2 separate regions of the Homo sapiens genome follow, and region 2 is linked to region 1. A link is a loop called in an ENCODE intact Hi-C map of the cell type or tissue named here. Cell type or tissue: GM12878. All regions are shown on one strand.

Evidence for each region. Hi-C counts contacts between places; a loop is a spot of excess contacts. Peaks named below come from ENCODE experiments on the same cell type or tissue, not always from the same donor. Only the 100,000 strongest peaks of a DNase experiment are listed, where the experiment ranks them.
Region 2: a loop joins it to region 1, with 4 times the contacts of the local background. A loop is called at or near these places in 8 of 110 quality-filtered maps.

Annotation. Positions count from the first base shown.
Region 1 is chr4:4,485,312-4,493,311 of GRCh38, forward strand. The region is part of intron 1 of STX18 (syntaxin 18); the gene reads right to left. Among named protein-coding and RNA genes, the nearest start is that of STX18-IT1, 7.6 kb to the left of the region's middle. RefSeq lists a silencer at 3,183-3,302 and an enhancer at 4,810-4,989. In GM12878, a CTCF peak has its summit at 3,277 (motif pointing right); DNase peaks (open chromatin) are centred at 3,300 and 7,370; H3K4me3 peaks cover 1,189 bases; H3K27ac peaks cover 3,835 bases.
Region 2 is chr4:4,686,517-4,694,516 of GRCh38, forward strand. The region is part of intron 5 of LOC124900165; the gene reads left to right. The region is part of intron 4 of STX18-AS1 (STX18 antisense RNA 1 (head to head)); the gene reads left to right. Among named protein-coding and RNA genes, the nearest start is that of SNORD162, 26 kb to the left of the region's middle. In GM12878, a CTCF peak has its summit at 3,417; DNase peaks (open chromatin) are centred at 3,325 and 6,955; H3K27ac peaks cover 344 bases.

The sequences.
Region 1 (8,000 bases):
CATTTCATCACTATTTCAGTCTCACCCATAGGGCAAGGTGAACTTTAGTGCATAAGGTGAAAAGCATACACAATTCAAATGACAATTTTAAAAGGCCACAAGGCCACTCTGGACTTCAACACATTCTTGCAATGGGTTCAAACCAGCCAGTGCCCCCAGCCCAGTGTTGGAAAAGACTGCCATTTCTTCAGTTGTGAATCAGAGGAAGTGGCTGGTTTGAGTTTAGGAGACATGATGACAGTGAAAATGCTAGACTCGCAGGCAGTAAGCAAGATACTCTTAGTAGAAGAGGCCCTAGGGAACAAAACCAATGATGGGAACGGCAGATTCGCAAGCCCCATCTCACCCTCACCCCAGAGCTCACACACGCTGGGTGGACGGCAGGCACTGCTGAAACAGGCATTTCTTTTCTGCCAAGCACACATAGATAACCTCCTACCATTAGGTTTCTGTGGGATGCACCTACAGCGTGCAGCCTGTCCCTGCCCTGTCCCCTATGCGCTCTCCTCCGTATCTTTTCTCCTGCTCCCAAAGCTCTCCTTTTTCTCGATGCTACTGGTACTTTCCTGCACGGAACAGTCTTTGACTCACCACACACTTTTTCTGGGATCACTGCTTATACTAGAATTCCATGAGCAGCCTATATCCTTTGCTCTCTTAGAAGTACGAGTGGTGGATGGTCAGCACGCAGGCAGAGGGCGGGGACAGCGCCTCCAGGCACATGGTAACTCCCAGCTGGTTCTCTGACTTTGGAGTCACCGGGTGATGTGCAATTCCTCACTTGTGTGCTTTGAAGGTTGCATGGAAAGAACCCCCAAATGCTTTCCAGCTCAGAAATTCCAAGATAATTTTTGGGTGTTCAATCAATTTGAAAGCTCCTACCACCAACCCCGTCAGTTTCTTTCTACTTTTATGCTTTCCAAAGCTTCCAAAATCATTCTAAGGCTCCAGGTACATTTGGGATTCTAGTTACTGAGGTTATCAGACTTAGGGCATTTCAGCTGCAGAACTTTGGAAAGTCTGCTCATAAGAAATCAGAAATGTCATTCACATGTCAATAAGATGGAGGTAAAATAGACAAGAAAAGAATTACCTTGACAATTCATAACAGACAACGAATGTGGATACATTATAAATGTTTTTGAGTGAATATGCAACAAAAATGATCACCGCAAACACTATTATAGTACTTACTATATGCCAAGAAGAATTGTAAGGGCTTTTTACAGATTATTGCATTTAATCCTCATTATAAACTTAGGAGGCAGGTACCCCTAGGATTCCTCTTTTACAGAGAAGAGAGGCCAAGTTAACTGGCTTGAGGACTCATTAGGAAGTGTCGGAGCTGTATTTGAAATTAGGTCTACTCCATAGCCTGTATTCTTAACTTTTCCTTGCTCTTAAAATTCTTCAGAACCTTGACAAGAGGGGCGAGAGGAAAAAACATTTTACTCATATTTGAGTTCCTCAAAATATCAACTCTATCTTTAAAATTATTTACATATCTTCAAAAACAAATAGTGCAAAATTCATATTTGAGTTTCACTTTCTAAGAGGGGACTATATTTTAAATTTCTCCAGTGGCCTTACACAGAGTCACGAACATCTAAAGTATAGTTCTTGACCTTTTTAGGGGCACAGATGCCTTTGAGATACTGACAAAAGCTATGAATCTGATCTCTTCTATAAAAGAAATAAACATATACACAAAAACAAAAAACTTTCTGCCTGTCATTTTGAGCTTCAGAGGCTTTTGGTTCATGGAGCTCAGGTTAAGTGCCTCTGATTGTAAACACTGTTCAACACACACACACACACGAGACACACGAGGGTACACTCTTTCTGTAAACATCATCTGCATAAGGAAGAACTTTGAACTTTCTAGCTCAGCACCCGCAGACATCTGCTGGCCATCAGTGGGGGTTTGTCTGCATGGTCACACTAAGCAGGGATCTGGGGCCTGCAGGTGGTGGGGAGACTGAGTGCACCATGAGAACCACCTACACTGAATCATCCAAATCATCATCATAATAAACTTCCAAATCATCATCATAATAAATCATATTGAACATTTAGTGTTTCCTATGTGTCGGACACCATGTTAAACCCATTGTATAGACTATCTCATTGAATCCTCACAACAAATGAGAAAACAGATGAGTACACTTGCCCAAAGGCACACACCTGGCAAGTTGAAAAGCCAGGGTCCATACTCTGGAATAGACTCTAAGCCTGTGCTCTTAAATTCTTCACTCTATGCCTCCAAACTTGGGCTCTCCGAGGATAAAACTCAGTGAAGAACGAAACCAAAGAGGTGTTACCTGCAGCCTTCTGTCGCCTCCCCCCTGCCAAACCCATGAAAACAAACCCATCAATTTTATTTAGCAGTTTCTTCAAAAGCATTTGCTAAATGTCAGAAAATATTAAGCAAAAAAATGTATTTATACCCCAACATAATACATCCCACATCCCAGGAATACGCTCACTCTTTTTGTGTTGAAGAATTTTAAAACTTTAAAAAATTCTAAGTCCAAAAAGAACTATGTCTTCTTCACTTTGGATTCCCAAAGCCTGGCATAGTTCCTAGCTCAACAAATGTCTAGGAACATTCAACAAACGAAGAGGTGATACATTTTATCAAGAATTTGACATTCTAAAATAAATATCAAGGAATGGCTGTACCTAAAATTTGTGGTCATGATGTGTTAAAAGTTGTTTTTTTTTTAAATGTGGAATTGTTTCATCTAATTTTTGCAAATATTTTAGTACACTCAAAAGGCATATAGTCTCTATGACAAGCAGGTAACAATTTATGACCTACAGTTTATAATCAGCAGCAACTCCTCCTCTCGTGAGGTGAACAGATTAGCAGCATAGTATAAAGTTTGTGGCAACAAACAGGTTCTATCCAAAGCCGTCTCTTACTACCGAGGTTGAACATAAGCACTCAAAAACACAAAATTCCCAAAGACTAAATACTACCCTACTGACATTTAAAAAAAAAAGTTTTGTTTGAATTATAATATCAGCTTATAAGAATGTGGAGATGTCAAGCACCAGTACATACACCTATAGAAGTGCGAAAACTACAAAGAAAACCGACATATCTCACAACTACTCCCAATCTCATTCTCCTGGGGTCCTAGCGCTACTTAAAAATATGTGCTAGGACGATTAAAAATCACTTATTTGCAAGACAAGGGCAAGAGTTACATCAATGTAGACGAAATCTCCTACACAGCCCATCAAGTATGGGTCCCATCCACTAGGTGGTGCTCTCCACCACACTGTTCCTCAGTGAGCAGTACAGTACATCAAAATGACAACAGCCTAGTTTTAAGATGATTTGTCTCTTGAGGATATACATTTGGTTTAAGTTTCTACTGCAAAGTTAAAGTTCTTAAGATAGGTCATGCAGACCAATTGCTCCTGTAATCTGAAACTCAAAAGAGCAAGTAATATCTAAACAAGGGGAGGGGGTGGCCCTGAGCTTATAAGGGTCTCTAAGAGCCAGGAGACAGTCAGCCTGGCTACCTCTAATCTCACCATCAAAACTGTTACCTTGTTCATTTTCTGCTTCACATCAGCAAAGAGAATAGCAAAAGCAACTTCAAGCGGCCCATAGCAAGAACATACATTCAACATCCATTCTGCTTGTCAGATGTCAATAATTTAATCTCAACTGCTTTGTTATCATTCAAACCCCAAAAGTAGAAATGTTTTTGCTTTACTCAAACTGATTTTTTTTCTCTTTTAGCAAAAACAAAAGCAAAGGAATGAATGTTCATTTTATCTCAAAGTTCTGAGAAAGAGGGTTTGGTAACAAGATATATGTCCTTGCCTCCAAAGTCATCTTTCAACTAAGTGAATGGGAATAAAATGCAGAGTATGCTGGCCTTGACCAATAATACAAATGTCCAAATTCCAAGCAAAGTCCAGGGTCTTGCTTCATCATTCCCTGTCCTCAAAAATATACAGATCCCTTTTTTCCTTTTTCCTATAATGAGGAAAGTCATTATGATCGTCTTTGGAGTGAACAAGGCAAGAAACTCAAAGCACTTCAATACACATGCAAAATAATTTTTTTTTTTTTTTTTTTTTTTTTTTTTTTTTTTTTTGGTAGAGACGAGGTCTTGCCATGTTGCCCAGGCTGGTCTCAGACTCCTGGGCTCAAGCAATCTGCCTGCCTCAGCCTCCCAAAGTGCTGGGATTATAGGCATGAGCCACCACACCCGGCCAGAAAATATTATTTCAAGAGATAAGTTACAGAACTTTCTAACATCTTCTTTGTTTGGAAATAAATGAAAAGGTAAAACTTAGTGGTTTCTAGAATTTAAAGAAACTAGCAAATTGCCAACAGCTTAGTTTTACAAAATGAGGGCTCAACTGCTAAAAATGGATTGCTCCTTAAGTGTACAAAGTAACACAAAATAATCACTCCGTAACATAACATTTGCCGGAAAAAAATGTGTGAAAACTACTAGAAAAATAATAGTTAGGTCCTGAGCAGTATATTAAAGATCTTGATTTTGAGACTCAAATTATATCTTTTCATTCTACATGAGTTCTTACTTTCTTTGGACAAAAAATTTAAGGTCCTGTATCTGAATTCAGCTCAGTGTGAAAGCTTTAAATGTAAAACTAGTATATGCAATTTAAATCCCCTTTAACAGTTTTTCAGACAATTAATTAGGTAAAGCATTTGAAACACCATACATACAAAAAATTTTCATTCATATTGCAATGAATTTCACTCAAAATCACATATCGAACTGTAATAAATTTACAATAAAAATGTAACACTAACTGCCCCCCACAAATACATATACACTTTTAAGAGATACACAGTCATGTACCTAAGAAAGGAAAGTAAAACTTGACAATGTTCAAGAAATCTTTCGAAAGCTCTACAGCATTAGTCAGCATTATCTGATCAAATATTAGCATGACCACTATTTTCAAAAGGGCCCATATGTAACAATAGCCAAAGGGGCATCTTCCTAAACTTACAGTATTACTCTAATAGAACAGACAAATTTCCTTAAGAATTGGAGTTGTACTGAACACAAAATGCCGATTTGCAATTATGAGGTCAATCTCATAACAATGAGATTTAAAACAAATTTCAGATTACGGTTTTAAATTTCTATTCATTCTCTATACAGTGGTATATTTCAATAATTACATAAACTGAAACGTTTTCCCTCCTATTTTTTCTCCAAAAGGTTCTCTACAGATGCTTACTTCGTAAAATGCAGCTTAAAATTTATTGGAAACTAAGAATTTTTTTACATGGAATCTATAAATACATGCATAATTTCTGTGCCCATAATTGGAAAAGGGCACAGAGGCTCCTATAACAATCACTAAGGAAGCTCTTAAAAACAAAAAACTTCATCCATGTTCAGGCTGAAGAATTCACATTTAACCTTTATTTTAAATTACAGCCAAAGTCTTTGTTTCAAATCCACATAAATCACTGTTCTTCTCTCTGCAAATACATTTTAGAGAAAACATTATTTAATGTTACATCTGACTTTAATAGAGTTTCCCATTTGCTTTTGCATGTTTATTATCAAACTCTAATCATGACATTTCCAAACTTATTTATACTTTCACACAAACTTCCGAAGTTTTCCCAACTTAAATAAAAACCCACAAAAACTGTGGGAAATGTTTTGCTTGAAAGATAAAAGCAACGTGGTCCAAATGTACATTTGTAATAATCAGTGTTTACTTTTGTTGTTCAAACATTCGGCTTATAGCACTTTCAATATACGCATTCAACTTAATTTTCTTGTCTCTTAAAAAAAAAAAAAGAAGGAAAGTGTTTTCTTTCCCTGTTTTGCTCTCAAAATATAAACTCATTTAATGCAAAGCATTCCCGGATCAGGCATGTTTTAAACTACGAGCACGTCTAGCCTCAACAGCATTCATCCATATTATATACAAAATGCCATTTCTTTCAAAACTTCAGTCTGGACATTTTATAAATCTAATTTCACTTTTCCTAAAAACATGAGGATATTTTACTATATAAGGCTCAATTAAAGTTTTAGTAAATAAAAATAACAAAAGAAATGATACCATAATACTAACGTAGGAAAAAGGATATATATTAATTTCATTTACTGAAAACGTTGAGGGTTTTTTCCTTGAAGTGTCTCTACTATAGATTTTACACTACATTTATTAAAATATGACAAACCTTTAACCTGGGAACAATTTACCAGTTAACATCATCTACCGAAAGAGGAAGTATACTTTGGGTAAGTAAGACACTGGAAACGATTTATGCTGCCTTTTTTCAAAGCTGCTTAGAAAATGGCTATGTACTTTTAAAAAATAATCATTAAAAACAGTCTAACGGTTGTCTTGTGATATCGTTGATCACAAGCCTAGTGATGCCACCTAATTCTAAAGACTGAAATGTGCCTCTCAAAGGGATCTAGCGCAGCCACAGTGTAATATACGTTAAAGGTAATGAAACTAAAAAGTAAGATTTCCTAATAGAATGAACATATTTTAAAGTTTTTATGATTGACAAAAGACTTCTTTTTTTAGCCATTAAAAAACTAAAAGTATCCTGACAAGAGATTCTGGTTTTGAAGTATGTCACACTCCGGTTACCCAGCCATGAATCTCAGTTCATTTTTTAAAATGAGGTCTATTTCCTGTAATTTTAGATATTTTAGAGTACAATTATTTTACATTTTTATGATGCCTTTGGGGTATCATTACAAATATTTTTATGTGTTTAAACTTAGGAAAGAAAAATTAAGTAATAGCTTCTCTTATAGGGAGCTGTCAACTCTCTCCTGGACAAAAATCTTTGTTTTAAAGCAATCTAGAGATTTATATCCCTAGTAACCATAGAAATTAATCTTAAGCTTTAGAAAAAAATTGCATAAAATGCTCTTTATTTAATTAAAATCAGAGCTCATTCTTAGAAATAAGAACCTTCTTTCGAACAGAAAGAATTTTCCACAGAGTATAGGTGGTACTCTTTGTGATAAATGAATCACGCACATTTAATTGACTTTTGAATTGTGTGCATAGAAAGTTAAGTACTTTGTTGGAAAGGATTCGCTCAGGGACTATATTCACTGAAAACTTTTCATAAGAAAAGAAAGTGAAACACAGGATTCAAACAGTGTTTGTAGATTATCTGAGTGTGAGCAAGAAAAAAAGCATAAAGAAAAGCATTTGACAATAACAATTAGGAGAATCACTCATGGGGAGGTCACTTTGTTTTTATTAGGAAACTGAAAATATTTTTCAGCGTGCCTTAGTATGACGATGCATCAACACATCATAAATCAAATTTCATTTTGTGATGACTATCACTTTCTATTTCACATGCATTAAAAAAGAGACATGTTCTGAATTCTGCTTATCACCATATGACTAAGAAGTTTATTTCAGATTTAGAAACCAGTCGAGGATGTCTGGGGCAGTCAACAATGCTCTGCTTAGCCACTCTCTTCCCTAGTAGTCTGAAAAAAATGTGTGCATTTAAGAGATGGTAATAACAAACTCCTCAAATATTTTTAAAATGTCAAAGTTTTTAAGGCTTATAAAATTCAGATTCTGGGCAAATCTGTGTACTTCCAAATTTAACTTACATGAGATTTAAAATTCATGGCTTCAGATTTTTCTCTGCATAATAAATAATTTTAAAAGTTATTCACATTCTGATTCCATTATATTTTTAAAAACCCACTTATTTGGAAAAAAAGATATTGCTGATCATGTCATACAATATTAAATATCCATAAAGTGCTCAGAAAGTGTACTGTAAACACCAAGTAAAGTCAAACTGCAAATATTTCTGCTTTCAGACAATCAAAGTCTTTGGAGAGGCCTGAAATAGGTGTTTCTCTACACACATTTAGGCACCACTAAAAATGCTAAACATTATCATTTTCTCTAAGCAACCCCAATTTTTGGAAAAGGCACAGGCATTCCCAACCCCCCCGCCCCCTCCACTGCCCATGGTT
Region 2 (8,000 bases), 200 kb after region 1:
CAGTATGAAGTCGGCCACTTCATTTTACAGTTGAGGAAATGGAGGCACAGAGAGGTTAAGCAACTTGTTCAAGGTCACACAGCTAATAGTGATAAAGCTGATATAGGAACCTGTATCAATGTACTTGGGCTGCCATAACAAAATGTCACAGACTGGGTGGCTTAAACATCAGAAATTTATTTTCTCACTGTTCTGGAGGCTGGAAAGTCCAAGATCAAGGTGTCAGCACAGTTGGTGTCTCCTGAGGTCTCTTTCCTTGGCTTGCAGATGGCTGCCTTCTTGCTGCATTCTCACATGGTCCTTCTCCTGTGCATCACACTCCTGGCATCTTCCTATTCTCACAAGGACACCAGTTCTATTGCATCAGGGCCTTGCCCTTATGGCTTCATTTGCTTCCTTCCAGGCTCCCAAGTTTCAATTTTATCATGTATAAAAAGATAATTGTGATGATATCTACATCAGAGAGCTGTCAGAGGATAAAATGAGACAACATACAAAGGCCTTTTAAAACAATAGGACACTATTGTTACATGAAGATATTAAACAAATAAACCTCATAACCCCCAGAGTTTGAAGACATGAGGGTTGACGCTGGGGACCACATATTGGCTGGCTCAGTTGGAAAGACACTCTTTTTAATTGTCTCCTGACAGAATTCACAAGTTAACCCTCCTTGAGATGTCTATCACCCCTTGTCCATCCCTCCCCATCATCCTTGCTGTATTAGGCCATCTCCCACTGCTTGTTTGAGACTCAGTTCAAGTGTTGCCTCCTACAGGAAGGCCTCCTGGGTTTTCCTGGACTGAGTGGTTACCTTCGTTTTCACACAGCCTCCTGTTAGCCTTAGCACACACCACAGGTACTAGACAGCCTGCTACTTTTCAGCCTTTCCCAGACTGAAGCTCCTGGGTGGGCATGATTTTATCTTATTCTGCTTGTGCCGCACTGGGCACACAGCGTGTGGTCAAGTGAAATGTTTGGGGAAATGGATTGAATTTCTTATTTTCCAAAATACTTTTTCCTTTCACTTTTCCAGCTTTCATCCTTTATCTCGCACCCCCGCCCCGCCATTTTTTCTTTCTACATTTCTAAACATTTTTCTGATTTCAAAGCATAGCATGCCCTTCCTAAAAAAATTGGCAAATTTGAAAAAAAAAATCACATGTAAAATAAAAATCTGTGATTCCACTACCTGGATGTTTTTCCTTTACACAAAGTTCCATCCAATCATTTTCCCCTGTATGTATGTGTGTTTATATAGCTATATCTACATCTATATAATACATATATGTATGTGTGTACATAAGTGCATGTATGTAAGTGTATATATTGGTGATAATAATCACATAACTACATGCGCAATTTTGCCGCTTTTTCCTTTTCTTCACTTCTTATCAAACACATTCTCATGTCATTAAAATACCTTTGTAAACACCAACTTCCATGACAGCTGCACATTCTGTTGTTTGTGATATCGTTGATTTTCCCCTCTCTGTTTCTGAGGGCTCCTTCATAAACCACCTGTGGGTTCCCATCGTGTTCCTGCGTTCCCTCCTCCCTGGCTCCACGCTCCTTCAACATCTCTCCCTTCAAGCAGATGAGTCACTTCTTCCATAGCTTACAAATTGGTCTGGGCACTTTGTTCCTGGAGAATCACAGAATTTCACGTCCACAGATTCTTTCATCTTGAGGAACTCAAAGGCCTTTTTAAAGATGGAGACAGCTCCCCGGAGACTTACCTTGCCTGGGACCCTCGTCTTTATTCATCCCTAGTGCTTCCATCAAGTGAGCAGGTGTATAACATAGACAGCCCCATTTATGGATGGAAACACCAAGGCCCAGAGTGACTGTTTGCTTTTCCCGAGAAGTGGACTGTTGCTTTCCAGTTGGCTGATGCCCGCGTCTGCTAGGCTTTCATTAAGGATCACACCACCGTCTTTGCTTTTCCTTTCAGTCTAAACAAAGCCTAAAATAAAGTGCCTCCGAACACTGCATTCTTTCTAACGATTTCAAGAGGGCAGCCCAAACAACCTCTAGAGAGGCAGCTCCCTGGTTCGTTGCAATGTGAGCTCTCCCACTGCCTCCGATGTCTGCTTCCCTGTCTCCCCATTTCTCATCCCCACTCCTGCTGTCGTCCAGCTGTCTCCTCTCCCTGGAGTCGTTTCTCCTTTTTCCCTGACTAAATTCTTAACCTCTGAGACTCCTCTCCCAGGTCGCTTCCTCTGGAGGCCTTTTATCCTCTCCGAGTTGGAGTTCAGGGCCTCTCCCTTGGTTGGCTCTGCCCGTACTCAATCCTCCTGTCTGTGCTCACATCTCCACCAGGGTCGGCAAAGACTGTGAAAACAGGAGGAGAAATGTCCTGCTCGTGTCTATACTCCCGTTGCCTAGCACGGTGCCTGGGGGATGCTAAGCACACGAGTGTGTCCGAATGAAGCCCCTCAGTCACAGCTATCTACCATGTGGATTTTTGTGACATAAAATGAAAAAAGAGACGAGGGGAGATAGGAACTTTAGGAGAGGAGAAGGCAAGATTAAATCAAATTGCGACAATTATCCATACACAAGACATCGGGCTGACTCCACCTTCTGGACCCCCGTGCCAGTTACCGTCCTCATTTTAAAAGGGTACTTGGAGCCAGACGCAGTGGCTCACACCTGCAGTCCCAGCACTTTGGAAGGCTGAGGAGGTCAGATCAATTGAGCCCAGAGTTCAAGACCAGTCTGGGCAACATAGCAAGACCTCAGCTCTACAAAAAATAAAAATAAAATAATTAGCCAAGCATGGTGGTGTGCACCTGTAGTCTCAACTACTTGTGAGGCTGAGGTGGGAGGATCACTTGAGCCTTGGAGTTTGAGGCTGCAGTGAGCCAAGATCACACCACTGCACTCCAGCCTTGGCAAGAGAGTGAGACCCTGTCTCAAAACAAACAAACAAAACAGAAGAGAATTTGACATGCAGTTTATCTATCCATGTCATATGCATTGATCCCAGTGAAGCAGTCCTCCTCCATTCTCCAGCCTGGCCGCCTCTGGGCACCCTTTTCCAGGTGGTGCCACTGGGACACCATGACCATGTGAAGCTGTGCGCAGACAGCCAGAGGCCTCCCCCTGGAGCACCAGACTCCATTGCCTCTTGCTCTCGGGCTTTCCTCACTCAGGTGTTCACCAAGTATTGCAGAGAGCTTCCGAAGATGACCTCAATGATTTCCTCCTCCTGGTAGTCACACCGTTGTGTAAGCCCCTGCCCTTGACTGTGGGCTGGACCTAGTGAATCATTTCTAACCATAGAATATGGCAAAAATGATGGGATGTCACTTCTGTGGTTAGGTTCGAAAAAGGCCATGGTTTCTGTCTTGCTAGCAGATTCTTTCTATTGACTTCTTGGCTTGCATCCTTTGATGAAACCAGCAGGAGGCCCATGTGGCAAGAAACTGAAGGTGACTTTCAGCCAAAAATCAGTGAGGAACCGGAGCCCCCATTCAGCAGCCACATGAAACTGAACGCTGCCAACAGCCACTGAGTGAGTGGACCCTTCCCCCTTAGAGTCTTCCCATGACATCACAGCCCCTGGACTGACACAGCTTGATGGCATCAGCCAGAGACCGTGAAGCAGAGCACCCAGATAAGCTGTGCTTGGACTTCTGACCCACAGAAACCACGAGATAATAACTGTTGTTTCAAGCCACTAAGTTTTGGGGTAATCTCCTACACCATGATCAATAACTCACACAGCACCCACTCTCCCACTCTGTGCCATTGTCCTAAATGTCTTCTTTGGACAATTTGCATCTATTTGTACCCCTTCCTATGAACTTCCCAATCCTGCTATTTCATAGGGGATGAAATGTATTTCCTATGTTCCTTTGCTGCTAGGGTTCTGGATAAAATTTAGGCTCTGCCAGCCAGGCGCAGTGGCTCACACCTGTAATCCCAGCACTTTGGGAGGCCGAGGTGGTCACATCACGAGGTCAGGAGATTGAGACCATCCTGGTCAACATGGTGAAACCTTGTATCTACTAAAAATGCAAAAATTAGCTGGGCATGGTGGTGCACACCTGTAGTCCCAGCTACTCGGGAGGCTGAGGCAGGAGAATTGCTTGAACCCAGGAGGCGGAGGTTGCAGTGAGCCGAGATCAAGCCATTACCCTCCAGCCTGGGTGACAGGGTGAGACTCTGTCTCAAAAAAAAAAAAAAAAATTAGGCTCTGCCAATGAGAAGCACATGTGCAACATTTGGAAAGCAGAATTTGCTCTGGCAGTGGCAGCTGGTGGGCAGGCTTTGGCAGGAGTGAGCTTTGCAGTGGTCATACTCTCTATTTATCAGTTCATGGGTAAGGGACTGGTGGGGCATCAGCTGGAATTGCCTACAGTATCCTGAGTTCAGAATCAAGCAGAGTGACCTTGAAGCCTAAAGCCCAGTAACAGCCTTATCACTTTCACTCCTCCAGCTCATCCAACAGTTTTCTAGCACCTATTTATTTCCTCATATTGAATACCTCGCTGCCAAAAATACCTAGACACATTTCTGGTTCCTTGACTGAACTCTGCTGATAGAGCCATTCACTATGCAAAGCCCTGGGGCTACAGGTGAACCTGACATAATTAATTCCATAACACGACACTCACACTCTAGTGATGGAGACAGAAAGTTAGAAAGTAATGTCACTACAATGTACCTGTCTGTTAGACCCCACTCAGAGGTGAGTATACAGTGAAGCATGAAGCTTAAGCTTCAGTGTCCCTCACTTGCCTGGGTCTCTACCCAGGTCTGAGAAAGGCCTTGCGATTTTGTTTTCACAATTTTCTGGGTTTTGTTTCTCTTTCTTTTTCTTTTCTTTTCTTTCTTTCTTTCTTTTTTTTTTTTTTTTTTTGAGAGAGTCTCTATCTGTCACCCAGGCTGAAGTACAGAGACGCAATCTAGGCTCACTGCAACCTCCGCCTCCTGGGTTCAAGCGATTCTCCTGCCTCAGCCTCCTGAGTAGCTGGGATTACAGGCACCTGCCACCAAGCCTGGCTAATTTTTTTGTATTTTTAGTAGAGACAGGGTTTTACCATGTTGGCCAGGTTGGTCTTGAAAACTCCTGACCTCAGGTGATCTGCCCACCTTGGCCTCCCAAAGTGCTGGGATTACAGGTGTGAGCCACCACACCCAGTCTTGTTTCTTAATAAGCTCTTCCCCATTCCCCAAATTGTATAAACTCTGGGCCCCTCAAAATCTGGCTCAGGTTTGGCCTCTGGGGACCCTCACCCACTCTGATGGCTTTGCCCACCAGCTGCTTGGGCAAAAACCTCTCAGATCCATTCAGTCAGCTAAGCCTGAGCTTTATAGCTCAAGCCACCCTGAGGCATTCTCCCAGCAGTGCCTCAGGACCTCCCGCTCAACACTTTTTCCTTCCCTAAACCAGCTCTTCACCCTGGGTGTTCCCTTTGTTAAATGATATCACTGTCCACCCAGTGGCCCAAGGCAGACATGTGCTGCTCTGTGGAGTAAAATGCCCCTGAGTGTTGAAGAAAATAAGTGAGAATGAGGCACATTTGGTAATCCTGTCGCCAGAAGGCTGGCCCAGGGGAAGGCATGTCTGGGCTCAGGGTCTGAGGGATAGCACCTACCTAAGTGACTCCAGGCAGTAAATGTGATGTAGGGACCTTGGAACTGGCCCCAAAGTCTGATCTCGATGGCAAGGTGTATTAGTCAGGGCTCTCCAGAGAAACAGAATTCACAGGATGTGCGCACACAGACATACATACACGCAGACACACACACAAAATTTATTATGAGGAATTGGCTCACATGATTATGGAGGCTGCGAAATCCCCCACACTGGAGACCCAAGAAAGCTGGCGGTAGAGTTCAGGGCAGTCCAGAGGCCCAAGAACCAGGAGGGCTGATGGTGCATGTCTCAGCCTGAGGGCAGGAAAAGCCCAAGTCCCAGCTCAACCCGTCAGGCAAAGAAAAGGGACACATTCTCCCTTCTTCCACCTTTTGTTCTATTTGAGCCTGCAACAGATTGGACGAGGCCCACCCGCACTGAGGAGGCCCGCCTGCCTTTCTCAGTTCACCCATTTAAATGCTCATCTCATCCAGAAACACCCTGGCAGGCACACAAAAAACAATGTTTAGCAGAATATCTGGACACCCCTTGATCTAGTTAAGCTGCCACATAAAATTAACCATCACGGCCAGGCGCAGTGGCTCATGTCTGTAATCCTAGCACTTTGGGAGGCCGAGGCGGGTGGATTATTTGAGGTCAGGAGTTCAAGACCAGCCTGGCCAACATAGTGAACCTTGTCTCTACAAAAAATACAAAAATTAGCCGGGCATGGTGACACGCGCCTGTCCATGTGTCACCCACATGGACAATCCCAGCTACTCGAGAGGCTGAGAAGCATGAGAATCAATTGAATCCAGGAGGTGGAGGTTGCAGTGAGCCGAGATTCTACTACTGCACTCCTTGGGTGACAGAGTGGACTTGGTCTTAAAAAATAATAATAATAATTAACCATCACACAAAGTGGGAAGGAAAGTGGAAACATGTCACCAGGTGAGTACCCAGATAATTGAAAGAGGTGCAGGCCAGGCGCAGTGGCTCATGCCTGTAATCCCAGCATTTCGGAAGGTCGAGGCAGGTGGACCACTTGAGGTCAGGAGTTCAAGACCAGTCTGACCAACAAGGGGAAATCCTATCTCTACTGAAAATACAAAATTAGCCTCGCATGGTGGCACATGCCTGTAATCCCAGCTACTTGGAAGGCTGAGGCAGGAGAATTGCTTGAATCCGGGAAGCAGAGGTCGCAGTGAGCTGAGATTGCGCCATTGAACTCCAACCTGGGCAACAAGAGCAAAACTCTGTGTCAAAAAAAAAAAAAAAAAAGTGCAGTCCAGTGGCAGGAAGAAGTTGAGAATGAGTCAGAGGTGAGGCTTTGAGTGCACATGTGGCCTGGAGCTCCCTCTGCCTCTTTCTTTTGGGGGTTCCCCTTTTGCATGGCACCTGTTGCTCACAGGATGGTATCTAAATTTAAATTCCCTCCAAACAGATCCTGAGACAAGGATTGGTTCAAGCAGTTTATTTGGTGATGATCCAGAAAGCACAGGGAAGGAAAGGAAAGTGAGGCAAGAAGGGAGGGAAAGTCAATCAAGGGGGGAGATGGTCAGGTCTTCAGTCTTCGCTGAGGGCAACCAGGGCTCAGCCCCCTGGGAGCCTCTGCAGGAGGATGTGGAGGTGCAGCTCAGAACTGTCCCATGCAGAGTGAGGAGCATAGCGTGTTTATCCCCCAACTCTTTTCCCTCATTGGTTGAGGGTCACTCCTAGGATGTTCACTTCCTGGCACTTCCGACTTGCTCTGTGTGCCAAGCCAAACAAGCCCCTGCAGCCAGAGAGAGGGGAGCTCATGGCTTGTTTGAGAGTGATCTGCAGTGAGCTCTGGGCCGTGGAATGCTGCGGGCCAGGCATTGATTGCTCCTAAAGGCTGGCCGCCTTCCCTTTGGTGCAACCAGTCTGTGGGAATGCCTACCTACTCAACCTTGATGGTGGGAAGTGAGGGGGGCACACCTCTTCTCCTCGGGTCACTAAATGGCTTCTGGGGTCGTGCCATGGCCAGGAGCAGGAATAGTGCAGGCTGAGAGGAGACTCACCAGCTTTGAGTTGACAGACCTAGATTTAAATTCTGGAATCACCTCTGGAAAGCCTGTTGCAATTTCCTTATTTTTGGAGCCTCGGTTTTCTCCTGTGTGAGGTGGGGCTAGGCCCAGCATCTGCTCTGCAGGCCTGTTGTGAGAATCACAATGGATCCCCATCAGCCCCTGTCCCCTAGTGGTTGTTGATGAATAGCAACAGGGATTGGAGGATTCTGCTGACTCAGTGGCTTCCCCCTGCCAGCCCTGACCTTGGCCTGAGGGCTTCCCCCAGTTCCCAGCTCCTGCTGCCGCTCAGCTCTAACTCTCCTTCCTTCGCGTCTGTTTAAAGTGGGCCTTCCAGGGTAAAAAGTCCATTCTGTGCAGGC